Linked DNA regions of Homo sapiens: all the other regions are linked to region 1. A link is a loop called in an ENCODE intact Hi-C map of the cell type or tissue named here. Cell type or tissue: PC-9. All regions are shown on one strand. Links, peaks and the distances in the headings refer to the core of each region. The heading gives the core; the rest is flanking DNA. Region 1 has its middle 73 kb from the start of MIR190A. Region 2 has its middle 14 kb from the start of LACTB. Region 3 has its middle 28 kb from the start of LACTB. Region 4 has its middle 22 kb from the start of TPM1.

The links. Peaks named below come from ENCODE experiments on the same cell type or tissue, not always from the same donor. Only the 100,000 strongest peaks of a DNase experiment are listed, where the experiment ranks them.
Region 2: it touches region 1 in a loop (11-fold over the local background); 5 of 110 quality-filtered maps call a loop at or near these places.
Region 3: a loop joins it to region 1, with 5 times the contacts of the local background. A loop is called at or near these places in 5 of 110 quality-filtered maps.
Region 4: a loop joins it to region 1, with 13 times the contacts of the local background. A loop is called at or near these places in 11 of 110 quality-filtered maps.

What each region holds. Positions count from the first base shown.
Region 1 is chr15:62,892,601-62,900,422 of GRCh38, reverse strand. No RefSeq gene overlaps it. Among named protein-coding and RNA genes, the nearest start is that of MIR190A, 73 kb to the right of the region's middle. RefSeq lists an enhancer at 2,063-2,828. In PC-9, for the core only: no CTCF peak of the experiment used is centred there; DNase peaks (open chromatin) are centred at 3,232, 3,662 and 4,232; H3K4me3 peaks cover 2,616 bases; H3K27ac peaks cover 4,852 bases.
Region 2 is chr15:63,103,704-63,111,525 of GRCh38, reverse strand. No RefSeq gene overlaps it. Among named protein-coding and RNA genes, the nearest start is that of LACTB, 14 kb to the left of the region's middle. In PC-9, for the core only: no CTCF peak of the experiment used is centred there; a DNase peak (open chromatin) is centred at 3,305; H3K27ac peaks cover 524 bases.
Region 3 is chr15:63,090,163-63,097,984 of GRCh38, reverse strand. No RefSeq gene overlaps it. Among named protein-coding and RNA genes, the nearest start is that of LACTB, 28 kb to the left of the region's middle. RefSeq lists a silencer at 581-875 and an enhancer at 3,843-7,639. In PC-9, for the core only: CTCF peaks have their summits at 4,003 and 4,208 (motif pointing right); no DNase peak of the experiment used is centred there.
Region 4 is chr15:63,016,509-63,024,330 of GRCh38, reverse strand. No RefSeq gene overlaps it. Among named protein-coding and RNA genes, the nearest start is that of TPM1, 22 kb to the left of the region's middle. In PC-9, for the core only: no CTCF peak of the experiment used is centred there; a DNase peak (open chromatin) is centred at 4,570; H3K27ac peaks cover 2,546 bases.

The DNA.
Region 1 (7,822 bases), core at 1,406-6,405:
AAATATTTTTTGTGTAAGGTAGTGATGGTCTTTGTGGAAGGTTACAGTTTTTGCTTTAGCACAGTGCCTGGTCTCTGTGTATTGCACTGCAGTGTTTGATAAAGGCAACTTTCTTCTTCATCCTCACCTGTTCTGGCAGGAATCACTTTGCCTGTGTCAGGCTTTTTTTTCAGCGGTCACCTGATTCAGAACCGCACCCCAGTGTACTGGCTAAGAAGATAGACTATCAAGTAAGGAGGTGTGGGTTCAAATCCTAGCCCTGCCCCTAAATAACTGCGTGAAATTGGGCAAGTGGTTTAGCTTGCTTGTGTCAGATTTCCTCATTTGTAAAACAGGGATGAAGACAGAATATACAGTTCAGGCTTGGGGTGAGAATTCAGTGAAATAAAACAGGGAGAGCACTCAGAAGACGGCATAGCACATAGTGAGTGCTCAAAACTCATTCATTCTTCTTCTGCTATTATTATTTTTTCAACTCTTACTGAACAGATCCTGTGTTAAAGGCACTTGCCCGGATTCCAGTGTAATTTAGGGCAAATTGGTGAACTTACCTCTCTCTTACTTCAGATAGGAGCTCGAGGCAGTTGGGGAATGAGATGAGGGGTAATTTCAGGTGCTTGGATATCAGGGGATTGAATAAGTTTGCATTATGGGGTCACTGGAGCTTGTTGACACATGGGGAAAATGTTAAGAGCAATGTTGCTTTAATTGGGACTCTCATAAACACAGCACTCCCATTGCTGAAGGTGGGTCTTGAGTACATCGGGGTCCAACGTGCTATTCATGCTACTTTTGTGTATGTGTGAGAGCTTCCGTAATACAACGTTTTTATACAGGTATAGGTGTGTGCGTCCTGAAAAAAAATCTACAAGCACTCTATTTTTCTTTCATCCTTTTACCGAATTGTTTTAATATGCCTTTTATACAATGCTCATGAATCTTTTTTGTTAAGACCACAAAAGCAATAAAAATGCATCCTCCTTGGACATACTGGTGTTGAGAGAAGCCACAGCTGGTCTATTACAAGGTTTTCACTCTGGCGATCACATTTTATTGCACTGATGACATGCAGAATTCCTTAGCTGACAGGTGATGGGGACAAAGAGCAGACACCTCACTGGTACCTGGTGCCAGGCTGCCTGCTCCCTTTGCCCTTCCTCCCAGTCTTGGCTTCCAGCCCTTATTTTAGGTCATGCTTTTCCCATCTATGTCAATGCCCAGCACACGGTGTGCCCCATTAAAACTCTGAGAACAGAAGAGTTGGAGGTTAGAGACATTCATCTGGGTTAATCACAGAACTTTCCACCTCAAGATTGGGGTCCTTGACATCTGTCCCCTCCCTCTTCCAGGCCGGCCTCACCACCTCCTTCTCTCTGGTCCTGGCAACTCCTCCAGACTTTTGGCAACAACATAGATGTCACATTCTTGTTACTACGTAGGACTGAGTTCATCTTCTTTTTAGTGATCGGTCCTTCAGATGTTTGGGCTGGGTTTGTTGCTACCACCATTATTATTATGAATAATTATAGCTGCCGATTATTGAGGGGTTATTGGGTACCAAATGCCATACATCCATAGTCATGGTCTCATTTAATCCATACAACAGCCAATGAGGTAAGTGCTATTATTCCATTTCACAGACGAGGAAACTGAAGCTTGCAAAAGTTGAGTATTACAGCCACAGAGCTAATAAAAGAAAATTGTAATTCCAGGCTTGCTTATTCCAAAGCTCATGCTCTTCACATTATGCTTATTTGCGATTCTTTTTCCATCTGTGGAAAGAGGAGGAGGGTGTAAAAGAATGGCTTTCACTAGACCTACAGTTCTGTTGTGGTTTTGTATGTACATGGTAAATGGAGACTACCATGACGTGGACACCCTTGCTGTCTAGGCTCTAGTGTCTTATAAAAGGGCTCTAAGGTGTGTGTGTGTGTGTGTGTGTGTGTGTGTGTGTCGCGCACACACACACACTTCTAAATGTAAAGAGAGGGCCATCCAGAGGTAGAGGGCTGTCAGGTAAGAAAATGACTCCGGAATTCAGCACACCTGGGTTCTGCCTCAGCTCTGACACTCATCAGCTTGTTATCTTAAGCAACCCGCTTCCCCTCCCTGTACCTCAGTTTCCTTATTTGTAAAAGAGGAATAACAAAGCCTAGGTCACTGTTAAGTGCATTAAGTGAGATCAATGGAAAGCGTCCAGAGGAGTGCCCAACCAAAGTTGGCATTCGAAAGTAAGGGTGTCCCTGTCCCACATTCTCTGGTGCAGGAGGGTTTCCCAAAGCAGCGTTGGGAAGAGAGAGAAGTGTGAGCCTTTGCCTGGGTGCATGCTCAAAGATGCAGTTTTGGGGAGGAGGGTACTTTGCAAACCCCAGCAAGTTTTCCACTGGGAACTGCTGGATTGTATGTTGGGAGCTTTGGAGTGAGGTTTGGGCCTTACCCCCCCCTTGGCCTCCCCAGCTGTTCGGGAGGGTGCAGGTCTGCTCCCCACACACACCCTCCCTTCTGCTTTCTTCCCCATGCATCTCAACCTAACCAAAGTTCACGCCCAGCCCTCGCTTTCTTTCCTGACTGCCACTCAGACCACAGACACGCGGGGCAGGGGCCACACTGGGTGGGGCTGCAGGTGGTCTGCAGGTCTCAGAGGGGGGTCTGGACTGAAGAGTTAGCCCCCTCCTGCTGTGAACCTCCTATTCTTAGAAAACCAGGGACTCCAAAAGCACTCCTGACCCCGCTCCCAGCCACAGACAGACACAGCGACCCACACAGACTTAGAGACACACACGTAGGCACACAGACACATAGAGATACAGACCCCCACCCCAAAACATGTACAGATATGCAAAGATATGCAGAGACACAGCCACATAGAGACAGACACACACAGAAATATGAACAGATGTATACACACATAGACACAGACCCACGCACACAGAAACATGTACAGATATGCAAAGACATGCAGAGATGCACACACAGACACACAGAAATACCCAGACACATAGAGACACATACATAGACGCAGACACACACGGAGACACTATGACGTGAACAGTGTGTGCGCGCACACACAGGTTCCCTCCCACCCGGCAGGCGCTGCCCTCTGCCCCGCGGCCCCCACCCCTGCGGCTCTGCCTCTTTGGTCTAATAAGGGTAGGTGAGAAAGCATTGTGAGATTCCGGAGATATTTCCTGGCTCCCCGCATGCTCCTTCTGTGGCGCGTCCAGCTGAATGTTCAGCTCTGGGCAAGTGTCCAGGGCCCGGGGCCCCAAGGCTGAGTCATGTAGACAAAGATTCCGAGGCCCTGAGTAGCCTTTCTAGATCCCCGGCCTTTAAAAAAACACCGCAGGATGCCCTAGGAGGCAGCGAAGTTTCCCACAGAAACTCCACTTTGTGCAGATTTAATCACAGGGCATTTAAATAGCATCATCTGGAGGTAATTTGGAATTTAAATTACCAGGCTAGAGGAAATTTTTTCTACCAAAAGAAGGGCTTGGAATATTATATTGTGTTGGTTATCGATCAGCCATTTGCAAGGGATTACAAAAGTGGTAAGGCCTGTTTTATACAATATGTTAGAACAATTTACAGCAGGATTTGGTCATCACTAGTGTAACTGGTATTACTTGTTCCACAAAGCTTGGGGCAAGAAATGACACATTTCATGAATTTCTAAATCAAATCGTCCTTAGACCCCACACCTACTAGGACCTCAGAAAAATTCAATCCCAGCCTCTTTTCAAGGCCCCTCCTCTCCTCCTATGCAGAACTCTGAGGCCTCAGGATCCTTGAAACTTGGGGGAAGGGCATCAGGTCTGTGACGATCACTGCCCAGTGGCTCATTGTCCATGCCCAGGTAAACCAGTAAAAGGCTGCTGCTCACGGCATCCTCCAAATTCAAGGCCACAGTGCAAGTGTCCAGTCCCCAGAAGCACACTGCCCACCCAGCCACTCCCCAGAGGCCTTGGCACCTCAGGGTCCTGGGTAAGAGGCTGGGCACCCAAGGGTCCTGCCAGTCCTTGAATGACCTCTAGCCCTTGGCCCCCTCCCCAGCCCTCGCAATCTCTAACAGTAAGTGTTAGGTCTACAGACCCTTAGAAAATCAAAGAAAGGCCTTTAACTTTCCCCCAGAGCAAGAGAAGCCTAGCCTTCAAGACAGGAAGGCCTCTGGAGAAGAAGAAGAGGAAATCCCCCACATTCTTTTCCAGTGAGCTACATAAGAAAAACAGACATGGTTAATTTATCAATTGCAGTGGCCAGTCACTTCTTAGTCAATAATTACCTGATTTACTTAATAATCCTTACTCTTCAGGGAGTAGATAGAGCTGTGGTCCAAAAAAAAAATCCAAAAAATCAACAAACAAACCCCTTTCTTTGAATAAAGATGATGAAATCTCTTGACTTCTGTAATATTCAGAGTCCCTCTGGATCACTTCCGTTTGGACAGGAATGGGTTCAGTCCTAAACAGCTTGGTGTCTAGTAGCTCAGTCTCTTTGTTCCCTTTCATGGAACAGTTGCACCCCTATTTGAGGACTGACAAGGGTGCGATGAGGGGTGACCCTGCAACTCAGGTAAACCCAGGCTAGCTCCGACTCACACCCAGCACCACACAGGCGGTAGAGCTTAAGGTTGGAAGGAATGGCTGTGGAATCAGATAAAACAGAGTTTGAGTTCTGGCTCTGTCACTTTTTATCTGTGTGACTTCAGGCAATTTACTTTACCTCTCTGAGCCTCAATTTCTTCCTTTCTAAAATAGGGATGATAAAGTGCCTCATAGGATGATGGAGAAGTTAAATGGCAGCCATGCAGACATGCCAGGATAGTGGTGTAAATTCATGCTGCAATGTACGCCCTCTGCTCCAAATACTCTCTGCTCTATATGTGATAGAGAAATGTAAGGTAAAATGACACAGCCACATTTGAAAAGCAATATTAGTGTCTCTGAAGACAAGACCAAGATGCATCCATGTCCCTCCTCTAGGGTCCCTAATAGGATTGACCCTATTTGCCTATGGTGATGATCAGCTTTGTCTTCATCCCTTTTTCATTCTTCCCAGCCCCCGCCCCACTCCTATTCGTTGAATCATTTCCTAAAATAAACAAGCTGCAGACAAGCCATTATTTCAGAGTCTGCTTTGTGTGTGTGTGTGTGTGTGTGTGTGTGTTGGGGGGACTAAGACAGCTGGAAAGGAGAAAAACCAAAGCAAAACAAAAGGGTGGGAAATAGAAAACAAAATATGGCAGGAATCAGTTAAACTATACGTCATTATAATAAATGTAAACAGATTACCTCTCAAATGAAACATTCTCAGATTAGATAAAACAAATGAACAAAGTTTATAAGAGATACACCTAAAGCAAAACCATAACAATTGGAAATAAAAAGTTAGAAAAAGATATACCAGTTCAATGCTAACCAAAACATGAAATATATATTGTTATGGGTGAAACTGCATGCTCCAAAAGATACGTTGAAGTCTCAACCCTCAGTATCTCACAATGTGACCTTATTTGAAAAGAGTCATTGCAGATGTAATAAAATTAAGATGAGGTCATATTGGAATAGGGTGGGCCCTTAAGCCAATATGACTGGTGTCCTTTTTTTTTTTTTGAGATGTAATCTTACCCTGTCACCCAGGCTGGAGTGCAATGGCGCCATCTCAGCTCACTGCAACCTCCGCCTCCCGGGTTCAAGCGATTCTCCTACCTCAGCCTCCTGAGTAGCTGGGATTACAGGCATACTCCACCACGCCCAGCTGATTTTTTGTATCTTTAGTAGAGACGGCATTTCACCATGTTGGCCCGGCTGGTCTCGAATTCCTGACCTCATGATCCACCTGCCTTGGGATCCCAAAGTGCTGGGTTTACAGGCATGAGCCACATGCCCAGCTGGTGTCCTTATAAGGAGATGAGAGACACAGATGCACAGAAGCCAGCCATGTGATGGGGGAGGCAGACACTGGTGTTATGCTGCCACAAACGGAGGACTGCCTAGGGCTACTAAGAGCTAGAAGAGACAAGAAAGGCTCCTCTCCTAGAATATTTGGAGGGAGCATGGTCCTGCCAATTTCAGGCTTTGATTCCACTTTGATTTCAGACTTCCAGCATCTGGAACTGTGAGGAAATAAATTTCTATGGGTTTAAGCCACCCAGTTTATGGTAATTTGTTATGGCGGCCCTATGTAATTAATATACATAACTAACAATATTTATATCAGACCACATAAAATTTAAGGCCTGATATGGTTTGTCCCCATCCAAATCTCATGTTGAATTGTAATTCCCAATTCTGGGGGAAGGCCCTGGTGGGAGGTGATTGGATCATGGGGGCAGATTTCCCCCTTGCTGTTCTCATGATAGTGAGTGAGTTGTCATGGGATCTGGTTGTTTAAAAGTATGTAGCACTTTCCACCTCACTCTCTCTCTCTCCTGCTCTGCCATGGTAAGATGTGCTTGCTTCTCCTTCACCTTCCACTATGATTGTAAGTTTCCTGAGGCCTCCCAGCCATGCTTCCTATACAGCATGCATAACTATGAGTCAATTAAATCTCTTTCTTCATACATTACCTAGTCTCCCGTAGTTTTTTATGGCAGTGTGAGAACAGACAAATACAAGACCAAAGCATTATTAAGAATACGGACATTATAAAGTTATAAAAGCAACATCCCATTAAGAATATATAATGTTTGTGAATTTGTATACACTTAACATGACTAAATTATAAAGGGAAGTTAGATTCATTCATATTCACCATGTAATATATTTTTTAAATTAACTCATACATTCATCCCTATCATAGTGTAATACTTTTAATGTACTTTATCAGGACCAAACAGATCAAATAGTAAAAAAAAAAAAAAAAAAAAAAAAAAAAGGGTAAGGATATGTATAAAAGAGTAAGGATATGTAAGATATGAAGAGTAAGGATATGTAAGGTATGAAGAGATAACTTAGTAAACTTGCTCCAATATAGAAATACGGAAGCCTGCACCAAAATAGAGAATATATATATTTTTCAAGCACATGTCGACCATTTTAGCAGAGTCTCAAGAAATTTCAAATAATTTATAGCATAGAAATCATATTTTCTATGCAGAATGCTATTAGAAACAAACATACTCCTAAGTTTACTGTGGATAAAAGGGAAAGTTTTAATAAAAATTATTAAATATTTAGGTTTGAACAACTAAAAAAAACTACTCTAACACTTGTGGGATGCAGATAAAGCACTACCTAGAGGTATATTTATAGCTTTAAAATATGTTACTGGCAAAACAGGATTGAAAATAAATGAATGAAAAGAATACCAAAAACTATTTTAGAAAAGAATAAATGAGATAATACATGTAAAGTCTTTTTCATAGTGCTTGACACATAAGTATTCAATAAAAAGAAGAGCACAATAAATGGAAATTATAATTGTTGTTATTCCACCCATATCTTTCCAGTGAAAAGAGATTTTCTTTCCAGGATTAAATTAAAAATTCATAAGTAACTATGGCACACCAAGAAGGAGATACCTCTGTGCCTGGAACTTCACAAATTAGTTTTTATACAATTTTGCAGAGTCCAGTAATATCCCAGAAAGATAAATTCTCTGGCCCAAGTTGGTGTCTTCTGCTGCTATTAAATATAAACCTGTTCCTTACCTATCGAATGGGCTAGAGACAGAACCCAGAGGTCAGCAGTGACATGATATGTATTAGAAGCTAGGTCCCTAGATACAAGCTGCCCTCTGAAAAGCCTTATTAGCATCCAGGGAATTTCTGTCATGAATCCTTAATTTAGCAAGGAAGTAAAGATTTCAGTAATTAGGGATTATC
Region 2 (7,822 bases), core at 1,079-6,078, 210 kb before region 1:
TGCCTCAGCACTCTTGTCCTTCTGGGATAACTGTCTCTGAGTTCCCTGAGGGGATCAAGCTTCAGCCACATGGGTAACTTGCATGATCTCGCATCCTTCATTGTCTCCTTCCTTTCCCTGTCTCACATCTTCAGTGGTGTTTCCTAGGATCATCTCCCACAAACTACCTGAGCTGGAATCCTTGTCTCAGGTTCTACTTGTGGGGAGACCCCAACTAAGACAGCAGGCCACTAGGAATATGATGGGTAAAGTCACTGACTTGTAGCCAGGGGACTAACAGAACACAGGGCCGCCATGGGGCTTATAACACGGAAGAGGAAGTAGCTGAAGTGTCCAGTATACAAAGAGATGAGCACGGTGAGACTCATGGCTGTGCGCAGGAAGGGGCAAGCTTGATTGGAAGACTACCGTAGTCCTGACCCTGTGTTTGGGATTAGGTACATATTGTCTCTATCAATCCTTACAGAACTATACACTAGAGATGTCACCTCCATTTCACAGGTTGAAGGAAGTTAAATAACTCATTTATGATCACACGGCTCGTAGAGAGGGGATGTGAACCAGGCCTCCCTGGTACCAAAGTCTATGCTATATTCCCAAGAGCTCACCTAACAGCCCACACATCATGAGTGATCAGTGACCAGTCGGTGTGGTTTTCATGAGGAAGAGCCAGCAGTTCCTCAGGCCAGGCCAGGCTTCCCAGGGTGGAAGGACCTTAGAGAGGTTGAGGTCAGCCACATGGGGACTCAGCTTAGCAGATCCAGAAACTTGATTTGGCAACCCCCTAGCAGTAATCTGGCCTGGGGCACTGAATGACAGCCACCAGACTCTCCAGAGACTCATGAATGATCTGGGTACTGATCTGTTGATCAGATATTTATGTTTGTTAGTGTATTAGTTTTCTGTTGCTGATGTAACAAATGACCACAAACCTAGTAGCTTCAAACAATATACATTTATTATCTTACAGTTCTGGCAGTCAGAAGTCTAAAATCAGTTTCACTGGTCTAAAATGAAGGTGTGGGCAAGGCTGCATTCCTTCTGAAAGCTCTAGGGGAGAATCAATTTCATTGCCTTTTCCAGATTCTAGAGACCACCCTAATTCCTTGGCCCCTTCATCTGCCTTCAAAGCCAGCAGCATAGCGGCTTCCAGCCTGACTCTGACTCCTTCTTGTTACATTTGATGCATCTGGACGATCCCGGAGAATCTCCTCATTTCAAGGTTCTTAGTTTAATCACAGCCACAAAGTCCCTTTTGCCACATAAAGAAATGTATTCACAGGTTCCAGGGATGAAATATGGACATCTTGAGGGAGCCATTACTCAGCCTATCTCCTTCGGTCAGTTTTTTTATCTTCCCACAGCAGGATCATAGTTAAGCCAGCCTATGAGCAAAGGCTGCTGAGGAACCTGAAACCAGAGTACAGGGATGTGTACAATCTCCATGGACAGGTCATCAGCTGGCTGCAAATCAGCTGGGCCCCAGTCTGCCATCCAATCAACAAGGAGTGGAAACTTCTGACACTCAGGCTTCCCTTCTTGTAGACACTGTAGCCTTTTATCAGACGGACTCCAGTGCTGATTGTCAGGTCCTGCTCTACTTACTCCCAACTCTCCATCTCTGATACAATTACAAGTCATCTTTTATGGTTGCTTGATGGGACCTGTCCCATCCTGGGTTCCTGTTAATCATGCCCATCCATTAACGTCTCTGACAGATTGTGTTACAAACCAGTACCCAGTGACAGCATTTGATCCAGTGTTCTCCAGGACCTCACAGCTCCCTGCCCTTCTCTCCCTACCTCTCTGACTTTTGGCCGCACATCCCAGGTTCCAAAGTCTGCTCTGCCCTTCCCCTGTCTTTTTGATAACTTGTTAGGACTTTCCTTTCTGGATTCTGTGCAGAAATAATCTCATCCATTATGTACTGAGCTTTATTAGTAACCTTGTCTCAAAATTTGGGGAATACCTCCTTCATGGTGACTTTTTTTTTTTTTTAAAAACTGATTCTCAATTTTCTGTGTTAGTCAATTTCTACGTTTCTGAAAATCATTCTATAAACATTCTGCAAGAAACTGTTTATGTGCCAGGCTTTGGGTAAGGCTCAGAGAGCCTAGAGGCCAGTGGAGAAAATGAATTTTTTTTAATCAAATCATCACATTCACGTATATGTAATTATAAATGAAGATTAATTGCTCTTAAGGACAGAAACATGGTTAATGAAAATTTAACACAGACCTGCCCCAGATTGGGGGTCCTCAAGGGAAACTTCCCTATAGAAGTGCCATTTGAACTGTGATCATCGGATAGGTGACAGGGAGAAGTCAGGGAGCTGGGAGGTGACTGTGGCTGCAGGCAGAGACAGACAGATGGGGAGGAAAGGTCAAGGGGGATTGTATAGGCAGGCAGGGGGCAAGGCGGGGGTTTTGAGTTTTAGCCTAAGAGCAAAGATTTTCAGCAAGGAGAGAGTGGGGATGGCATCACGTGTGCTGAAACCATCTTCCTGATTGTAGCGTGGTGAACAGCTTTTATGGGGAAGGAGGAGAGGACAGGAGGGCAGTTAGGAGCTCCTTTTGGTAACAGAGGTGAGACATGAAGGCGACCTGGCTGGGGTAGTAGCAATGGAGAAGCAGCAGAGTGGTTGGTTTCTCAGAGTAGTTTGGCAGTAAAAATCTAACAGGAGATGGTGACAGTTTGAATATGAGGCAAGAGGTGGAAAGTTTCGAAGATGGAACCAAACTTCACAGCATATATAAGTTACTATTAACTAGTCTGATTTTTTTTTTTTTTTTGGGACAGTGTCTCTCTCCGTCGCCCAGGCTGGAGTGCAGTGGTGTGATCTCAGCTCACTGCAACCTCTGCCTCCCGGTTCAAGCAATTCTCATGCCTCAGCCTCCCAAGTAGCTGGGACTACAGGCATGGACCACCATGCCCAGCTAATTTTTGTATTTTTAGTAGAGACGGAGTTTCGCCATGTTTGCCAGGCTGGTCTTGAACTCCTGACCTCAAGTGATCCACCCTCCTGGCCTCCTAAATTGCTGGGATTACAGGCGTGAGCCACCGTGCCTGGTCTGCAATGAAACATTATTAAAAGGAGGAAATGATAGCTCTTGTGTATTTTGTGACAGGCCTAATGAAAATAGCTGCCTTCAGTGTGAGGGGGTTGCTCCATCCTTGTGAACCGCAGACATGACTATGTTGGTGGCTTCTGGGAGAAGTTTACATATCTAAGTTCAAGTTCGTAGGTGGCCAACATGGTTGATGCTTTTATCGTCAGAATTCCCCTAACATTCTTTGCGGTGGGGAGAGGGACTATCTCTAAAACCAAACCACCATCCTGAGGGAGCCTTAGACTGAGAGGCTTACTTATGGACACTCACATTTGGAGAATTCTGGGAATCCAACCCCAAGAATGCTGGCCCCTTTCCCCACTTGTGACGGACGGTCTTTTGAACCTCAGGATTTGGCAGTCTGTCAAACCAAATAACTCTGGGTGCAAAAGTCAATGCAGTCCAGAACAATATCTGCCTCGTTGCTACAGGCTGGATGTCTCTAACAGGCATGTCTTGGAATCCTTGCCCTTTTTCCCTTTTCACTTAGAACAGATGCACTGGTATAAGAACCTGCATGAACACTTTTTTCCCCAACATTATTTTTTTATATTTTATTTCATTTTATTTTGAGACGGAGTCTCACTCTCTCACCCAGGCTGGAGTTCAGTGGCACGATCTGGGCTCACTGCAACCTCTGCCTCCCGGGTTCAAGCGATTCTCATGCCTCAGCCTCCTAAATAGCTGGGATCACAGGCATGCACCACCACGCTCAGCTAATTTTTATATTTTTAGTAGAGACGGGGTTTCACCATGTTGGCCAGGTTGGTCTCGAACTCCTGACCTCAAGTGATACTGCCGCCGCCTTGGCCTCCTAAAGTGCTGGGATTACAGGTCTGAACCACCGCGCCTGGCCACAATGTGATTTTTTTTTTTTTTTTAATAACAAGACACTTGGTTGCTTTGTTGAGACAGAATTTCCAGGATTTCACATTTGAGTCTCTGGACCTAAGTATCCTGGTGGCACCACTTGGATATCTTAAAGTCACCTGTGGCTGCAGGTAGTGGCTCAAGCCTGTAATCCCAGCACTTTGGGAGGCCAAGGTAGGTGGCTCACTTGAGGGCAGGAGTTCGAGACCAGCCTGGCCAACATGGCAAAACCCCATCTTAGCCGGGCGTGATGACACATGCCTGTAATCCCAGCAACTTGGTGGCTGGGGCATGAGAATTGCTTGAACCCGGGCGGCAGATATTATAGTGAGCTGAGATTGTGTTACTGCACTCCAGCCTGGGCAATAGAGCAAGACCCTGTCTCAAAAAAAAAAAAAAAAAAAGTCATTTGTTAAAGTGAGTGGACCCCTTTGGAACATTCAGTCAGATTCTGCTACCCAAAGGCTAGAAACCCGGCCTCCCAGCACACAGTGGGGGAGAGGAGTGTGTACCTTAGGATGAGGCTGAAGGATCTTGGACAGGGAGCCTGGCCAGAGTGCTCCAACCTCGCCATTACTTTTGTTCAATTACACATTATGAGAAGTGGAAGAAATGAGAAAAGCAAATTAATGCTTAATCACTGTTAATACCCAACGCACTTCTAAGGAAGGCCCCTGTGCCTCATTGTGGAGATCTACATACGCCTGCACAGTGACCCCAACCACACCTCCGACTTCATCATTAACATCTAGTATTCTCCACTTTGGCTGCACTTTGCATGATGGAGGGGGGTTGAGGGGGTGGGAGTGTTAAAAAACAAAAATCCAGCACTTTGGGAGGCCAAGGCAGGCGGATCGCCTGAGGTCGGGAGTTCGATACCAGCCTGGCCAACATGGTGAAACCCCCATCTCTACTAAAAATACAAAAATCCAGCCGGGCGTGGTGGCATGCACCTGTAATCCCAGCTACTCGGGAAGCTGAGGCATGAGAATCACTTGAATCTGGGAGGCGGAGGTTGCAGTGAGCCAAGATCGTGCCACTGCATGCCAACCTGGGCGACAGAGCAAGACTGTCTCAAAAAAAAAAAAAGACAATGCCATGGTAATGATTTTGTTCATTACCATAAGATACATGGGTCACCCCAATCTTACCTGCTGGCCTAAAGGCAAGCGACGGCCACTTCAGTTCCACTTTGTCACATGCCCCACTTGCCCAGCACACACCTTCCTTCCTCCCCGGTTAAGACGCTGGCTGGTGTTTCCAGTGGAGCTGGTCCTCATGCCCTGTCTTAACACTGGACTGTGCTGTTGAAGAATATGGATACTCACTCACCTTCTGGCTCTCTCCTCTCTGGCTTCCCCGGATTCCAGCCTCCAGGAACCAGATCCTGACCATGGCTTGCTTGGTTGGCTCCTGTACCTCCCATTGGGGGTTGTGGGCAGATATTTAGATTCTCATCTGCAATCTGGGAAGCATAAACTAACACTACCCCCATTTTATAGTCAATGATATGAATGCCCAGAAAGGTTAACTGATTCAGGCCGGGAGCGGTGGCTCAGGCCTGTAATCTGAGCACTTTGGGAGGCCGAGGTGGGAGGATCACTTGAGCCCAGGAGTTTAAAACCAGCCAGGGCAGCATAGCAGACCCCATCTCTATTTTAAGGAAAAAAGAAAGAAAGGTTAAGTGATTCATATATGACCACCCAGCTCTGAACTTTACTGCTTTTGATTCTATTGAGAGGTGAAGCCGGCTGGGCTTTTGGGTCGGGTGGGGACTTGGAGAACTTTTCTGTCTAGCTAAAGGATTGTAAATGCGCCAATCAGTGCTCTGTGTCTAGCTAAAGGTCTGTAAACACACCAATCAGCACTTGGTAAAAACGGACCAATCAGCACTTGGTAAAAACGGACCAATCAGCACTCTGTAAAACGGACCAATCAGCTCTCTGTAAAGTGGACCAATCAGCAGGATGTGGGTGGGGCCAAATAAGGGAATAAAAGCAGGCCACGCAACCTAGCTGCGGCAACTGATTGGGGTTTCTTTCTGTTGTAAGTGCTTACCATAGAGTTTGTTGCTGTTTACTTTTTGGGTCTGCACTATGTTTATGAGCTGCAACACTCACGGCAAAGATGTGCAGCTTCACTCCTGAAGCCACCAGGCCATGAACCTCCCAGGAGAAACAAACAATTGTCGACACGCTACTTTTAAGAGGTGTAACACTCACTCGGAAGGTCTGTGGCTTTACTCCTGAAATCAGCGAGACCATGAAACCACCAGAAGGAAGAAATTTCAGACACATCTGAACATCTGAAGCAACAAACTCCGGACACACCATCTTTAAGAACTGTAACACTCACCGCAATGGTCTGAGGCTTCATTGTTAAAGTCAGCGAGACCAAGAATATCGGAAGGAACCAATTCCGGGCACGCTATCATCCAAATAGTCCATTACTTGAATTTTAGCTGTAAAATAGCAAAAATTATCACCCACTGGGGTGAGGGGAGGATTTATGTGGTGAGGATTAAAGGGATATGGAGGCAAGGTTAGTCAGTATAGCGTAAATAATGGTTGGTCTTTGGAAGCCAACTGAGTACCAAGTGTGGACATTAAAGATTGCTCCAGTGTTAGGTTTTCATCATCGTGGTCTGCCATTGCAAAATACCACAGACTTGGCGTGGCTTAAAGAATAGAAATTTATCTTCTCACGGTTCTGGAGGCTTGAAGTCTGGGATAAGAGTGCCAGTGTAGTCAACTAATATGAGCGCTCTCTTTCCAGGCTTGTGGACAGCCACCACCTTGCTGTATCCTTTGGCAGAGAGAGGGAGTGGAGGAGAAAAAAAAGCGGGGAGAGGATTTTCTGGGCAAACCAGAGTGTTCCTTGTGTCTCTTCTTATAAGAACTCTAATCCTATCATATCAGGCCGCCACCCTGAGGAACTCATTTAACCTTGTCTCATACTAAAGTAGTCACCCTGAGAATTACGCATTTTAACACAGGAATTTGGGAGGACATAATTAAGTCCATAGCATGTTTCCAGAGAAACCATTATTTCTCAAAGTTGGAAAAGAACACAAAGATCATTTTATACATTTATACTTTTTTTTTGTGGTAGAGACAGGGTCTTGCTATATTGCTCAGGCTGGCCTCGAACGCCTAGGCTCAAGTGATCCTCCCACCTCAGCCTCCTGAGTAAAGAGCATCTTTTTATTTGCTCGTTATTTCTTGGTAACTCATTTCTCTGCTCAGCTTCCTTTCCTTGGGGCAGGCGTTGAGGGGAGGCTTTCTGCTAGAGTCTGCCTTGGGGCTCTGAGAACGGTTATCCCAACAGACTTTAATTATTCTTTTCTAAGGGCTTTCCTGCCCTTGAGTTGGTTATTTACAAAAATGCCTCAGGGATTCCCAGAGGAAGGCCCCCCGAATTCTAATGTGCTGGCTTTCACTCTGGACTAAATGCTCTGTTCTATAGCTCACTCAGCTCATCTTTCCATCTTCAGGAGAGGGAGAAGCTACATTGTGGGGCAGCTTTACTTATTCGCAGAGCCATTTTACCCTTTAGGTGAAGAGACAATCCCAAATGCCGGTATAAAGACTCATCCTAGTGATGGTGATGGCCTCCAAAAGCATCCTCCATGGTATGAGGCCAAAGGTTTAGCTTCTTGGTGAAAGATTGTAACTTCCCGTTTTTGTCCTAAGAGGCTTTTTCTTATTAAATTGTCAGAAGTGGGCTCTCTGAGAAAATCTTAAGAGGCCCTTACTGTAAGACTTTCATGAAGTTTAAAGTGTGGCTGTCTCCGCAGGGCATTACTGTGAAGGGGAAGTTAGATTTTAGTATGTCAGAGTCTT
Region 3 (7,822 bases), core at 1,881-6,880, 200 kb before region 1:
TTTTTTTCCTTGAGAGTGTTCTATGCCTGTACCCCATGGACTGTGTGTTAACTCTGCATATCCATCAGTTTCCCATTTGAGTGACTAGGAAAACATTTTGCATACAATGCTTTGTGATGTCCTTTGGCCTCTACTTGTTTACATAGTAAGTCCATCTCTATTCTTTTTCTCTTTAGCCTGTGACAATTCAAATAGAATTATTTGGCTCCAATCCCATCTAAACACAGTGCCAGTGTAGATTGTGAAGCCATGTTATGGTACTCAGTGGATGGCCAGAGGACCCAGAACCTGCAACCATGAATCTAATTTTAAATAGTAATCAAATGGAAAGACAGAATTTGAAATTCCATAGGCGTCTGGGGGTGAGTCTGCAGATCCAGCATGAGAAGCCCGACCTTGCTGGCTCAAGCATAGGCGCCCAGAGCCATGGCAGGAACCACAGGGAGGCTGGGAATATGACTGTTGTTATCAATGTGTGGTTACTTAGTTCTTTCTTAGAAACCATCTCAAGAGTTACTCCCTTTATTTCTATGCCCCAGTCTAAGTTTGAAAGATTTTCCTCTGAGCAATCTTGATCACTGAGGGACCAAAGATCTAAGGCTAGGTCCACCCTTAGTTCTTCCTGCCGAAGTCTCCATCAGGCACTGCATACCCCCCGCCTCCCTCTCATAGATGCCTCCTGTTTGTGGGTACTGAGGTCCTGAGTCATCTTCCTGCAATTGTACCACACTGTGGCCTCACCACGTTGCTATCAGGCTCTCCAACAGATCATTGCGTGGACCTCCCCAGGCACACTAACCATTCATACCTCACAAAACATTCCTTTCTGGGCCGGTCACGGTGGCTCATGCCTGTAATCCCAGCACTTTGGGAGGCTGAGGCGGGCAGATCACCTGAGGTCGGGAGTTTGAGACCAGCCTGACCAACATGGAGAAACCCCGTCTCTACTAAAAATACAAAATTAGCTGGATGTGGTGGCCCATGCCTGTATTCCCAGCTACTCGGGAGGCTGAGGCAGGAGAATCACTTGAACCCGGGAGGCAGAAGTTGTGGTGAGCTGAGATCGCGCCATTGTACTCCAGCCTGGGCAACAAACGAGAACTCTGTCTTTAAAAAAAAAAAAAATTCCTTTCTGCGCTTAAAAAGTCAATCAGTAGTTTCACCATAATCCATGTAGCTCAGAGTTAATATGCTACATGCCTCGGCCTCCCAAAGTGCTGGGATTACAGGCATGAGCCACCGCGCCCGGCCAGTCACTTAGTTTTCTAAGCCTCAGTGTCCCCATGTGTAAAATACTACATGCCCTGCCTGCTGTACAGAGTTGGGAAACTCAAACTTGATAAAAGATGTGAAAATATTTTAAAAATTATAGGCCGGGCACGGTGGCTTTTGCCTGTAATCCCATCACTTTGGGAGGCCAAGGTGGGTGGATCACTTGAGGTCAGGAATTCGAGACCAGCCTGGCCAACGTGGCGAAACCTTGTCTCTGCTAAATTTACAAAAATTCTCTGGGCATGGTGGCAGGTGCCTGTGATCCCAGCTACTTGGGAGACTGGAGCATGAGAATTGCTTGAGCTTGGGAAGCGGATGTCACAGTAAGCTGAGATTGCATCACTGCACTCCATCCTGGGTGACAGAGTGAGACTGTCTCTAAATAAATAAATAAATACAATTATAAAGTGCTAGTCAAATGCAAGTTGGTAGTGAAACAGGCCTTGACATATTTCATAGTCACTTTATAATTCTTCCATCAAGGCTGGACAAGTGTCACCTTAGCACAGATCAACCCAGATCAACATACTGAAGATTTAGGAGCACAAGATTCTTTAATAGAGGATATTTTTCTGCCCTGCTTCTTCCAATTGCAGTATATCATATTTGATCATTGTAGTGCTTGATGAATTTATTTTGCAACTTACTACGATAGAATGAGAAATCACTGGCTTTTCCAAATAGATCATGGCTGTCTCCCCATTGGAGAAAGAGGTACTCTGTAGAGTAACTAGGTTAACTCAGAATATCTACACCCTGAAAGGCCAGTTTTCTTTTTATAATGTAAACACATTAAGGGAATTTGGAAATAAAGAGAAATCATCCAGAATTCTACCATCTTAACACAGCTCTGTGTTTTTGCCCATTACAGCCTAGTTGGCATCCATAAGCACTTAAGAGGGCTGTAGTTACAATGTACATATCATTTTGGTTTTCTGCCCCTTTTTCACTTATGCATTTCTCCACATTTCCTTTTTCTTCTTTTTGTGATTATACTTTGATAGGCATCTACATTTCTACCTAGCCTCCGTGTTTATCATTTTAATGGTGAAATAATATTCCATCAACTGAATTAATCATGATTCCTTTTGGGTGAAGATATAGGTTGTCGCCAGGTTTTTCTTTTTCTACTATTAATAATGCTACAACAAACGGGCCAGGCACGGTGGCTCACACCTGTAATCCCGGCACTTTGGGAGGCCGAGGTGGGCGGAACACCTGAGATCAGGAGTTGGAGACCAGCCTGACCAATATAGTGAAACCCCATCTCTACTAAAAATACAAAATTAGCCGGGCCTGGTGTCACACACCTGTAATCCCAGCTACTTGGGAGGCTGAGGCAGGAGAATTGTTTGAACCTGGGAGGTGGAGGTTGCAGTATGCCGAGATTGCACCATTGCACTCCAGCCTGGGCAACGAGCAAAACGCTGTTTCAAAAAATAAAAATAATGCTACGACAAGTGGCTTCTTAAATATAGCTTTTTGCCTTTGTTGAAAACCAAAGTCTCCAGGATAGAATTATTAGCTCAAAGCTTAAAAACTCTTTAGAGTTCTTGCAAATATATTTCTATTGCTTTCCAAAAGGATCCCACAAATTTTAATGCCATTAACATATTTGATCTCATTGCTAACATTCCAGCATTGAGCAATTTATTATAAAATTTTACCAATTTAATAGGTATCAAATGCTGTCTCTTTTAAAATGCTATTTTTATTTCCACAAAGGAAAGACAGTTTTCAAGGGCTACTTTTTTAGAGGGAAAAGTTTTGTCACCAGAAAGATAAATCCAGGTAGCTGATAGTATCTTCATTTACTCTTTTGTCCATACCAAGGACGTAGGAGAGTGATTTGGCACTCAGCCTCCCCTTTAGAGGTTGAGAGCAGCTAGATCTGCCCCTTTAAACCATGACATCCAGGTCTATGGTATGCAGCAGAGTGGATACTACTGAAATAGTTTACACATTCTTGCTGGAACTTACTAATACAGTTTCAGTTTTACTGAACTTCTAAACCAGCAACATAAGTTAAGGATCCAGGAATATTAGATTGGCAACATGCAAATTGACTATCATCTAACAACTGGCATCTAGACTCAGTCAGAAGGAGTTTTCAGGCAAACAGAATCTGGTGTGATGTTTATAGCTGTGTAGCGGGAGCCAGGCCTCTTAGCTTTGCTATTTGTGTCAGTTCCCAAGGGAACTTAAGTGGCAAAAGCCCACTTCAATTTTCTCAGTTTTAGGTTGCCCATTTGCCTGAAAGAAGTGATGTGAAACTTGTGAACCAGAATCTTGGGAATATTCTGAGAATCTCAGATGGAAGGGACCATTTTAATTATGAAATCTTTTTTCATTAAAAAAAAAAATCAGGTAACCCTTTCCCCATTTCACATTTCTGGTTCAGGTACTCAATAAAATGCAAATAGAATGACAGAATTTACTTTGATGAGCTCAAAATCAGTAGCAAAATATAAATCAAGATGCCTTATTAATAAAAAAGTTAAAGATTTGTTAAAAACAATAATGTAAACAGAGATGATTGTAGGTATTTAGGATGTTTAATTGTGTCCCATCCTGCCTTGCCCTTTACATATTTAGCATTTTTTTCTGATAGGAAAGTAAATTGTAGATTGGAAAAAAATCTTATTTTAAAAACAATTGCATGAAGCACATATTATTATGGTGTCTTCATTTTACAAATGAGGAAACAGACTTAAAGAGGCTGAGGGCCCCGAGGTCACACTGCTCAGGAGTGTGTCTCAGCTCCCTTATTCAAACTCTTCTGTTTCTAAGGGTTTACTCTTCTTGCATTTGAAATTGAGCAAAAGTTTAAATTCTTTTACCCAGGCTGCAGAATGGGTCTGGGAAAGACGGTAATGCTGTTGAGAGGCTCACGCATGCAGGTGCTGGGGAGAAGCCATTGGGTGGAGAATATGTGAACAGCAGGTGGCAGCAGTGTCTTTGGAGTGCGTGGTTGTCCCAGGCAGTCCCCGGAAAGCAAGGTCCATGCAATACCATGGAGCCCTGAACCTAATGCCTGACCTTTCATCTCTGACCTCCTGCTGAGCCAGGTGTACTACCTGCCACCTAGTAAGGTACAGTGTATCCCTGGGGAAGGAATTGGGGAGAATATTGGGAAACAGGTGACTTGGGAGTCATTTATAATTGAAAGGCTCCCATCTGGGTAACTGGTATAATGTGTGGTGGTGTGACTCTGGCGTGTTACTTAGCTTCTCTGTTCTTCAATATCCTTTCTGTAAAATGGGGATAATGGCCATCTGCCTCTCAGGATCACTGAGATGATTAAGGGAATGTGATATCTACAAAGCCCTTGGAACAGCCCAGTACTGGGCGCACACTATGTGTACGTTACCTATTATTAATATTCTTTGTTGAAGGCTTTATCGTTTGCAGTGGACTTTCATACCTATCATTTCATTCCATCCTCCCACCATATTTTAAGATGCAAATATTACACCCATTTAATATAATAGAGGCGGACACCGGTTGAGCCAGAGAAAGTACAAATTAGCACGAGCTTTGAAGTCAGACAGATTGGAAGTCAGGCTCATTAGAGTTGTGGGATTTGTGCAAGTTACTTAATGCTTTGGAGCCTCAGTTTCTTTCTAAATGAGTGATAATATTACCTATCTTGTGGGTTTATGACAACATACATGAAGTTTAAAACAACATACATGGTTTAAAACAATATATATGAAGCCATCTGGTGTGGTTCCTCTTCCATAGTGAACACTTAAAATTATTCAAGGGATGTTTTAAAACATCAAAAAGTATTTAGACAGGCACGGTGGCTCATGCCGGTAATCCCAGCACTTTGGGAGGCCGAGGCAGGCGGATCGCCTGAGGTCAGGAGTTCGAGACCAGCCTGGCCAACATGGTGAAACCCCATCTCTACTAAAAATACAAAAATTAGCCAGGTGTGGTGGCGCATGCCTGTAATCCCAGCTACTCGGGAGGCTGAGGCAGGAAAATCGCTTGAACCCGCGAGGTGGAGGTTGCAGCGAGCTGAGATCGCGCCACTGCACTCCAGCCTGGCGACAAAGCGAGACTCCATCTCAAAATAAATAAATAAATACAAAGTATTTAAAAAGGCAAGTAAATTTACTTACAATCCACCACCTAGAAATAACCTTGTTATTACTATGATGTGTTTTTTTCCCCTAGTATTTGTAAGTGATATGGCCGAGCTCCCATCACATATGTGTAAGTCACTCGACCAAGGTGCCAAAGCTAAGACAGGGGCAGAGCTGGGCTCACACACCAGGCAGGGCTGCCTCCAGGGCCAGGTTCTTCTGTGTAGCTACTTCTCCACACTTCCTCAATCAAGTTAAGGATTAAATGTCTTTTGAGAAACTGATGAAAAAATATTTCAAGTGTTTCAAGTTTGAAAATATACACTTACATTCAAAAGCATGTAAAGAAACCAGAGGTACCTAAGACAATCTTATCATATAGTTCAAGGCTGGAATTCTGCCCAGAAGGTAGGGTTTCACTTGCAAAACATGAATTTCTACAGATTTTTGTTTGGCCAACATTTTCACTGTTAAAACATTACTGTTCAAGCTGTTACAACTACAACAAGTAAATTTGGAAAAATCAGTGAACTAATCATTTGACAAATGGATTAAATTGAGTGAATTAATGATTCAGCAGATTGGGTCTTTGGGTGCACTGATTTTTTGGCAAATTGGCTCGCATCTATTAACATGGAGTAGTGCTCAATGTATGTGCTTGTTGAATTAATTAACACATGAATGAATGAGTGCATTGAATCTTGCCATAAATAAAATGATCTTTCCCCCCGAAGGTCAATGACTTTACATGATGTCAGCATTTTAAGAGCCCCAAAAGCTTCTTGAGACAGATATTCTGATTCTAGGGTCACGGCTACTCACCATGTGTGCATCCCAACTCCAAATCCACACTCATTGCCTGGTTGGCTCCTCAGTGAGAGCTGGTGCTTCCCTGTTGGTTCTTAGGGTTGAAGCCCGCTCACTATGGGTCTTGGAGTCAGAAGACCCAGGTTTGAATGTCACTGGGCTTGTCCACATCTTAGCCACGGAACACTGGCCAAGCCAGTGCACCCTGGAACCGTGTTGTCACTGATTACATGGGGACAGTGCTGATGTCTGTCCTGCTTTGTTCCCAGCATCACTGTCACTATCAAATAAAATGGAAATGCTCTCTGGGAGCCGGAAAGTGCTAGGTGAATTTTAGTTCTTTATGAGTTCATTATTATGAAAACCACAGTGGCCATGTGTGTGCTCTGTCATGGAGGGAGTAGGAAGGCTGGGGACGGGTCTCAGGGAAGGAGGGCCATGCCTGCTCGCTGGTAGAGGGTCACTACTCACCTTTGCTCTTTGGTCTCTGCCTTTCTGGTCACTGACACGCATGATAGAAGGGCACACACACCTATTAAACTGCTTCCCCCAGGTCATCTGCCAGTGAGGAGCTGGCAAACCCCAGTGGCCCTACAAACGCCTCCTCACTGGCTGCTTCAGGCTGAGGTCATTTGCCCGGAGCCCCTGGGGTGGGGTGAGAGGGAAGCCGGGGTCCTCCCAGTCACCTTGGGCCCTGTGCGGCCAGGCTGGGTGGCATCCTCCTCCGTCTGGCCTCTCTGCTCCCAGCTCTGAACGCAGCCTGAGAGAGGGCAGAAGGGGTGTCTGCTGGGCACCTTTGCTGCCTCACAGCCAAAGAAACCTGGCTGGGGAGGGCCGGGCAGGGAGGGCACACAGCTGGGCATGACAGGGAGGGCGTGTAATGGCGTAAGCTTGGGAACAGGATCAAAGACAAAGAACGAGGGGGCAAGAGGTGTCTGGAGAACGCAATTTTTTCCTCCTCCCTTTTCTCAAGTGTAAGAGTAAAATCATTAAAGAAAATAATGCGCCCTTCAAAGGCGAATTGGCAATCAGTGTTGAATTTTAGTGCTGGAGTGGGTGACAGCACATCCCAGCTGCAGTCAGGAGACCTACCGCTGCTGAGTGACGCTGCACCAGCCACCCGCCATCAGCCACCAGCCCCCAGCCAAGCGGTCATTTACCACCCACTTGGTCTGGCTCACTTTCTGTTTCCTGAGTTATATTAGCTCTAGTGGAGACCTACCATAACAGTTCATCACGCTTGAAAGGTGCTTCTTCCTCCCAGAGAACTTCACGTCCACCCTCTAAAAGCTCATCTGTCTGAACAGCCCTTCAGGGTTAAAAGCACCTGTGCTCAGATGGACTCTGAATTGGAAGGTTCTGAGGTTCCATCTAATCCTGTTATTACCCAGACTTCAGCTGGGCTCTCATTTCACCTCTCAGAGATTTGGTTCAATTTAGCCTGGACCCCAATTCCAGGGCCAGTTTAAGACCATTACAGGCCCCAGGGTCTTTTAATTATGGAGTCCGCATTCCACATAATATCAAACACATTAGAATATACCCATATTTCACATTGAGTATCACATTTTTGCTGTAGAAAGGATCAAAAGGACTTTATTAATCTTGCTTTTGAAATTATAGCTGCTCATTGACTACATGTCTGGCTATGT
Region 4 (7,822 bases), core at 1,658-6,657, 120 kb before region 1:
TCAGATAAAAAAATTAGTAAGTTATGCAATTGATAAAATCAACCTAAGTTATTTTGATTTTAAGAAACAAGTTGTAGCAAAAGAACTCTTAGTGCCAAAGGCATTTATTCGTTAAGAAGAGGAGGCACATTTTGAAGATAAGTAATGAACAGGGTCTTGGACAGTTGATAGTCCCATCTCTAGGGAGGGCTCATCTGGGTATGCGGGGGATTCTGCAAGAAGGCACGTCTCCCTCTCAGCCCAGGCCCTGTGGGACACAGCTCCTAACAGGCTTGGCCAGACAGGGAGCTCCAGTGAGCTGGGGCTTCTCCTGTAGGCTCATGCCCACCCAGTTTCTCCTCTGACCCATGGGACCTGGCCTTTCTCTAAGGAGCCAATTAGGGGTTCTTAGGCATGAGCAAATAAAAAGAAACCCAGAAGAAACATTCTGTGGGGCTGGACATGGTGGCTCACACCTATAATCCCAGCACTTTGCAAGGATGAGGCAGGAGGACCACTTGAGCCCAGGAGTTTGAGGCTGCAGTGGTCCATAACTGCATGCCACTGCACTCCAGCCTGGACAACAAGTGAGACTCTGTCTCTAAAACAAAGCAAAGAAAGAAATATTCTGTGTTTATTTAAAAGAAATGTTTGCTCCCCTCCAATTCTATCCTTTTGCAATTTCAGAAGAAGCTTTGTCTCTGGATTAGTCAAGCTGAAGTTATTTTTCTTGCCATCCGTGTGGGGAATTTTTCCATTTTTTCCAACAAGAAAATAACCCTTGGGCCAAAGGAACTGTGAAAATGTTTAGTCTCCAGAAAGGCATGCAGTCTCTCAGGGCAGCGGAAGCCCTGCAACTCAACTTTGGAGCGTGCCATTGTGTCATTTATGAAACAACCTCCCTTGCTTTTCCTTTGCACACCCAGCATCCAACTTCTGCCCCCCACAATTCACAATAACTGCCCTATGGGATGTCATGTGGAGATTGATTAGGGTGGGGTGCTGCTGGAATGCCACACAATTATCTGGATACGTGGCATTTTGGAACCAGAGTGTGGATGTGGGCTTGGAGCTTGGAGACTGGCTCTAGTCTCAGTTCACTTGATGGGTGATCATGGGAAAGTCACTTCCCCTCCTTGTGTCTGAGTTTCTCCAGTTGTAAAAAGACAGTGTTTGAACTGGATGATTTCAGTGCTTAATGATTTTTATGAATTATCCTGAAGGGCAGAGGGTGAAGCTAGGATCAGGGTAGTTTCTACAATGATTTATGTGAAATGAGAGATGAAGAAGGCCATTCTCTGTATATTCTTGGGGAGTGGGTAAGGGAGGGGGGAGAGCTCTGATTTTTGAAGTATATATTCATATTACTTTATGTTCTTTAATACATTAATTTTTGGGGGTGTTGTGATATGTGATACCTGTTAAAGCATGGGCTCAGAGAAGGGGACCCTTTTGTCTGGGCCTTGCCTAGATGGTGGATGACTCATTTAGTAGATGCCAGTGTGGATGGTTGATGGCTAAAGATTACACAGTTAAAATAGAAAATAATTTGAATCATAGATAAAGTTCCATTTAATTAGTGTTTCTCTGGGAAGCCTTCCCTAATCTCCCTTCCTTATTGACAGAATTAATAACCACCCTTTGATTCATTCCTACACATAATTTTTATCATTACAAATATCACACTGTAATGTATAATTCAAAAACATGTTAATATTTATTTCCCTGTATCATTGCAGGCCAATGGATATCAGGAAATACTTCGTGGGGAGGAAGCAAGGGTTGTGCTGGTCAAAGCAAGGTTGACAAAGACCTGGCTCAAGAGATCAGTGACTGGAGCTATCCGTCAAAGCAGATCAGGAAGCCAGGTGAATAGGTAGGTACCAGGAGACAGTCAGAAGGCCCAAGTCAAAGCAAGACAGAGTGAGGCACTGAGCAGTATATGTAGTAGCAGTGAAAATAGCTTGCAACGGAGGCCCCTCCTGTCCTGGCCTGGGGGCCTTTTACATGCTTCCTGCTGAGCCAGGTGCTGTGGGTGAGGCTCCACACCTGGCCAATCTCCTGTTTGCTGGCCCAGAAGGGATCCTGAGGGAGATAAGTGAGTGAGGCTAAAGAGGGGAGCAAACCCATCTGTCTCAGTCAGTTTGGGTTGTATAACAAAGTACCATAGATTGCTGGCTTATCAACAATTTATTCCTCACTGTTCTGGAGGCTGGAAGTCTGAGATCACGGTGCCAGCCTGGTCGGTTTCTGGTGAGGGCCCTCTTCCAGGTTGCAGACTACTGACTTCTGGTTGCATCCTCATGAGGTGGAAAGAGAACTAGCCAGCTCTCTGGCATCTTCTTATGAGGACACTAATCCCATTCCTGAGGGTTCCACCTTCATGACCTAATTACCTCCCAAAGGTGCCACCTCCAAATATCATCACATTGGGATTAGAGTTTCAACATATGACTTTCGGCAAGCCATAACACTCAGTTCATTACACCATCTGATGTTTTTCTATGACTGAATATTTATGTAAATAAAATTTGCAAAACAATCTATTGAAATTAAAAGAAAATATAATTTATAATAAATTCATATCAACTTTAAAAATCAACATCACTTAGATTAAAATTACTTAATCTTTTGAAAATGTAATTAAATCTTTAAACATATTTTTATAAAATAAAACCTATTTATTAATACAATTCTAGCCTTTGAGGTCTGCCTGTGGCCAACATAAAGAATTAATATCATGCTTTTTGTATGTTATGGATAGGCCTGCAAATACACAAATTAAAAGTGTTAGGATTTGTTTAATATTGCAAACTATTTCCCAACCATCATGTGAAGCTGTTGTGAATACTGCCTTAATTTTTGACTGATTCCAGAATCACAGGCTGGAGCATTGAGAGAAGCAAGAAATAGACACTCAGCATTCCTAGGAAAGGATACTGCACTTTGCATGAGTCTGTGCATTCATGAAATCTGTGAGGAAGAATAAGGTAAGTTAACTAATTTGCCTAATTCTTATCTGAGTTCATATGGGGCTCACATCCTGCCCATCCTCCAAAGGGAGGTGTCCATCTCCAGCGCTGGCAGCGGCACAACCCACAAATCTTCATGGATGGCATTTGGACAAGGTTTCCCTTTGATTCACAGACACAGGACAAGAGACACGGAGAAGCGTTTCTCTGGGGCCTGAATGGTGTTACTCATCCGAGTGGTGTTTAGGGTTATTGGTTGTGCTGTGCCGATGCTGAGTTCTGAATCCTGAATGACAGAGATGCTCTCAAGTTCCTTAACACATTAATCTATTTTGGGTTTGTGATATGTAAGACCTATAAAGCATGGGCTCAGAGAAGGGGACCCTTTTGCCTGGGTCTTTCCCAGATGATGGATGACTCATTCAATAGATGCCAGTGTGGACGAATGATGGCTAAAGATCACACACTCAAAACAGAAAAGAAATTGAATCATAAAGTTTCATTTTTTGAATGTTCCTCTGTATGCCTTCCCTAATCTCTGTTCCTCCCTTATTGACTGAATTAATCATCATCCTTCCATTCCTACATATAATTTTTATTATTACAAATATCACACTGTAATATATAATTTAAAATTAAGCTAATGTTTGTTTCTCTGGCTAGGTTGGAATCTTGAGCAACAAGGTGGTACCTTAATTGTCCCTATGTCTCCAGCAGGCAGCACAGTGATTGATATTTCATAAATATGTGGGTAGAAGTGGACTGTGAGCATTAGGAGTCTGTGCTTAGAAGCCAAACGTTCCTGGGTTTGAATCATGGTCTTACCACTTCCCAGTTAGGTGACTTTGGAAGTTTCTTAACACCTCTAAGCCTCAGTTTGCTCATCTGAAACTGGGGATAGTGACATTCCCCCCTTCATATGGTTGTTCTGAGGCTTACTTTTTTGCAAAATGTTTAGTATAATGTTAGCCGTTGCAACGTTCCATTATTTATCACACAGTACATCTCCAAACCAAACAATCCCCATGTCCAGCCTCACAGTATTGACATGTGGGCAAACCAGGCAGTGCATACCAGGCCACTTGCAAGGACATTGCAAGGAGGCATTATTGTTAGGTCAATTTCTAAACTTAAAAGGGGTACCGAGTGTGTGGAAGATTTGCAACTCTTTGAGCCTATGGGTAGAGAAGAAGGATTAAGGAATTCATCTAAGCTAAAAGACTCCTGGAACAGATGAAATATAGACCTTCAGTTGTTATTCTCCTCCTGGAGGGTGACGCTCTCTGGCAAATATTTCCTTCACTAATGGGCTGGTGGTGATGTCCCTGTCCAGAAGCAGCTCCCATCAAAAGCTGAGAAGCTGAGGAGTTGGTGTAACCTGAGACCTCACTCCAGCAGGCCTAAAATCGCAGCTGAGCTTGCAGGAGCATTCTGAGCAGCAGCCTTGTGGGGGCTCTACCCCGTGTGTCGGGTGGCTGTGTCTTGTCTATCAGGAATGACCTGGCTGTGTCCTGCCAAACAGGTACAGGCTGTGTCCTGCCTCTCCAACCTGGACAAAAATGCACAGGCTATTGTGGGCTGGTGCGATCCTATCTCTCAGCCAATTTTCTTAATCATCTGCCGTGGCCCTGGGAGGCATCTCAGGTTTCCACGGCCCCATGGCCCACAATATTTGCTATTTTGGGCCAGGTAGTCAGGGTCTACAGCTGTATTCTGTGTCATCCATGGAGCAGCCATTCGACAAGTATTTCGTCAGCTCTGATTCATCTTCAGGCAAGGTGCCAGGTGCAGAGGACAGGGAAAGTGTAAGAAGGCTCTCACTCCAGGTGGCTTATACTCTTGCTAGGAAAAGATAGAGGCTACTACTCAGCTGCTAGTCTAACAAATATATGTCCTAAGCGGCAAATCAGTGCTTTGGAAGACGAATGAGGGGCCTGTAGGGTTAACTGGGTTGTTCAAAGAGGGAGTCTTAGAACAAGAGATGTTTCTTTCTGTGTTAGGATGATTTCCTGATCTTGCAGTTGCCCATTTATCTGTAGTGCCCACATAACCAGCATAGGTGCCACCTCACCCATTGCCATGATTTGGGGTGAAGGTGGGGGTCAGACTCTTTCCCAGACTGGTATGAGGGTATAATTCTTAGAGTAGCATGGAATGGGGTTTGCAAATTACTTCTCATGAACACCCTAGACTCTGGAACAACCCTTAGAAAAATGGAAACACTATGCAACAGCTCTGCCAGCTCAGAGATGGGATGGGAGAAACCAGGGCTCCTGCTGGAGCACAGTGTCTTAGAGTGTGGCTTGCCGTCCAGGATGTATCTCTAGTAGTTGTGAGGCTATGTCAGGCTGTGAGGCCAGGTCAAGGGTCTGGATGACCTGAAATCAGATTGCAAGGACCACAGTGGGGCTTGAAGTTGCATGCCCATCTTAGATGTTCTAGGATCTCAGGGCAGGCCAGAAAGAGCTCCATTTGCAAAGCATTGAATATAGGAGGGGTTGGGGGTGTGTCTCTGAATCATGCTCTGGACTAGTCCCCAGGGGACTTATAGCAAGTTCCTTATTGAAAGAGTTTATTCAACTCCATGAGTAAGACCAGCTTTGAGGGTTCTAAAGAGCAATTGGTACTGAGAGGACAGACCATTCAAGGTAGCTCCAGAGACCTGTCATCAAACGGGAGTAGCTTTGCCTCTGTAATAAACTCTGGATGGGGATCACATCAGGAGAAACTTCAGCACATGTCCATGGTCATCATCATCATCACCATCATATTTTATTATACAAGAGCAGTCACTAAGCACCTACTCTGTGCCAGGCACAATGCTATGTGCAGATCCTCATAGCAGTCTTTCAAGCTAAATATCACTTCCCTCATCCTGCAGGGGAAGCAACAGAAGTCCAGAGATGTTAAATAACGTGTAGAAAGTCACACTGCATTAAATTGGCAGGGCTGGGACTCAAACCTAGGTCTGTCTGACTCTGAAGTCTATGCTCAACTTCAGCAACTGTAGCCACAGCAGCAGCAGAGATGTAGTGGCTTTGGCACCAGGAGAACTTTGTCTGAAAGTAAGTGCTAGAGACTCAGAACCTGCTAGGATTCTAGGTTGCAAGCAACAGAAACTAATTTTCTTTCTTTCTTTTTTTTTTCTTTTTGAGATAGAGTCTTGCTCTGTCACTCAGGCTGGAGTGCAGTGGCACAATCTTGGCTCACTGCATCCTTGGCTCACTGCAACCTCCACCTCCCAGGTTCAAGCGATTCTCCTGCCTCAGCCTCCTGAGTAGCTGGGATTACAGGCACGTGCCACCATGCCTGACTAATTTTTGTATTTTTAGCAGAGAGGGTGTTTTAATGTGTTGACCAGGCTGGTCTCGAACTCCTGACCACGGGTGATCCGCCCGCCTTGGCCTCCCAAAGTGCTGGGATTACAGGTGTGACTGACTAGCTAATTTAAATAGCAAGAGGATTATTGGAGTGACATAGGGTCAGTCAAATACTGACAGAAAGACTGAAGAACTGGGCAGGGACCTGCCCTCACCAGGAGTCACACAGTGAGAAGTTCCTCTAGGCAAGTGTCAGATGCTGGGAAGTCAGAACAGAATGACAAACGTCCATTGCAGATTCCTAAGAATGGCAGAAGAACAAGGAAGATGGGATTGAAACCCCAGCAATCAAAACTTGTGGTCAAATGTAGCTAAAAACTATAGCCATCGGTACCTGAGTATCAACATCTCCTATGAACAATTCACCTATACAGATTTGAGCAGACAGGTGATAGAAGGCCAGGCACTGTGGCTCATGCCTGTAAGCCCCAGCACTTTGGGAGGCCAAGGCAAGCGGATCGCTTGAGCTCAAGAGTTTGAGACTAGCCTGGGCAACATGGTGAAACCTCGTCTCTACAAAAAAATACAAAAATTAGCCGGGCATGGTGGCGTGTGCCTATGGTCCCAGCTACTTGGGAGTCTGAGGTGGGAGGATCGCTTGAGCCCAGGAGGTCGAGGCTGCAATGAGCCCTGATCGTGCTACTGCACTGCAGCCTGGGCGACATGGCGAGACTTCATTTCAAACAAACAACAAACAAACAACAACAAAACAGGTGTTAGAGTCCTTCCTCACACAACTACCAAACTTAAGTGGGTGAACTTTTCTAGTGATCACTCCCATGGAGCACTAACCTCAGGACCCACTCATTCTACCCAGCCTCCACGATGGGGATCCTTGCCTGCTGGTATCCCTGTCTTTGCATAGTCCGCTCTCACACGGAATCAGGGCTGACCTGTGTGAACAATGGGACAGTAGATGTGATGACGCGTGACTTCCAGAGCTAGGTCGGAGAGGCATTGCGGCTTCTTCCTTGGTTTCCTGGATAGGTAGTTGCGGGGGAAGCCTGTCACCACACTGTGAGGACACCCAGGCAGCCTCATGGAGAAGTTTGTGTGGAGAGGAACCAACCTGCCAGCCATGTGAGTAAGTTATTGAGTTTCAGGGTTCATTTGTTACACAACAATAATTGCAGGTGAGAAAGAAAGGAGGTAATATGTGTGCAAGCAGTAACTACTGGAGCAGTGTCTGGACATTGTTGCACCCAGAGTTGAAAGAAACCTTCTAGCTGGTGTGGACATTTCCTTAGTAATATCCCTCACAGGTGCTCAGACTCTCAGCAAACCTGGAGCTCCCTTAGCTATCTTCATATGTGGTGGTTGTTTGCAAGAGATGATAAATATCTTGGCTTCCTGGGGCAGAGGTAGAGCAATGGTGGGGCCAAGGGTAGGGCAGTTTAGGAACAGCTTCCCCTCTATGGGAAGTGTCCTGTGGGCCCTTTAAGCCTGCCTGGCCACAGACCTTCATGGACTTAGTTTTTCCTTTCTCTAAAC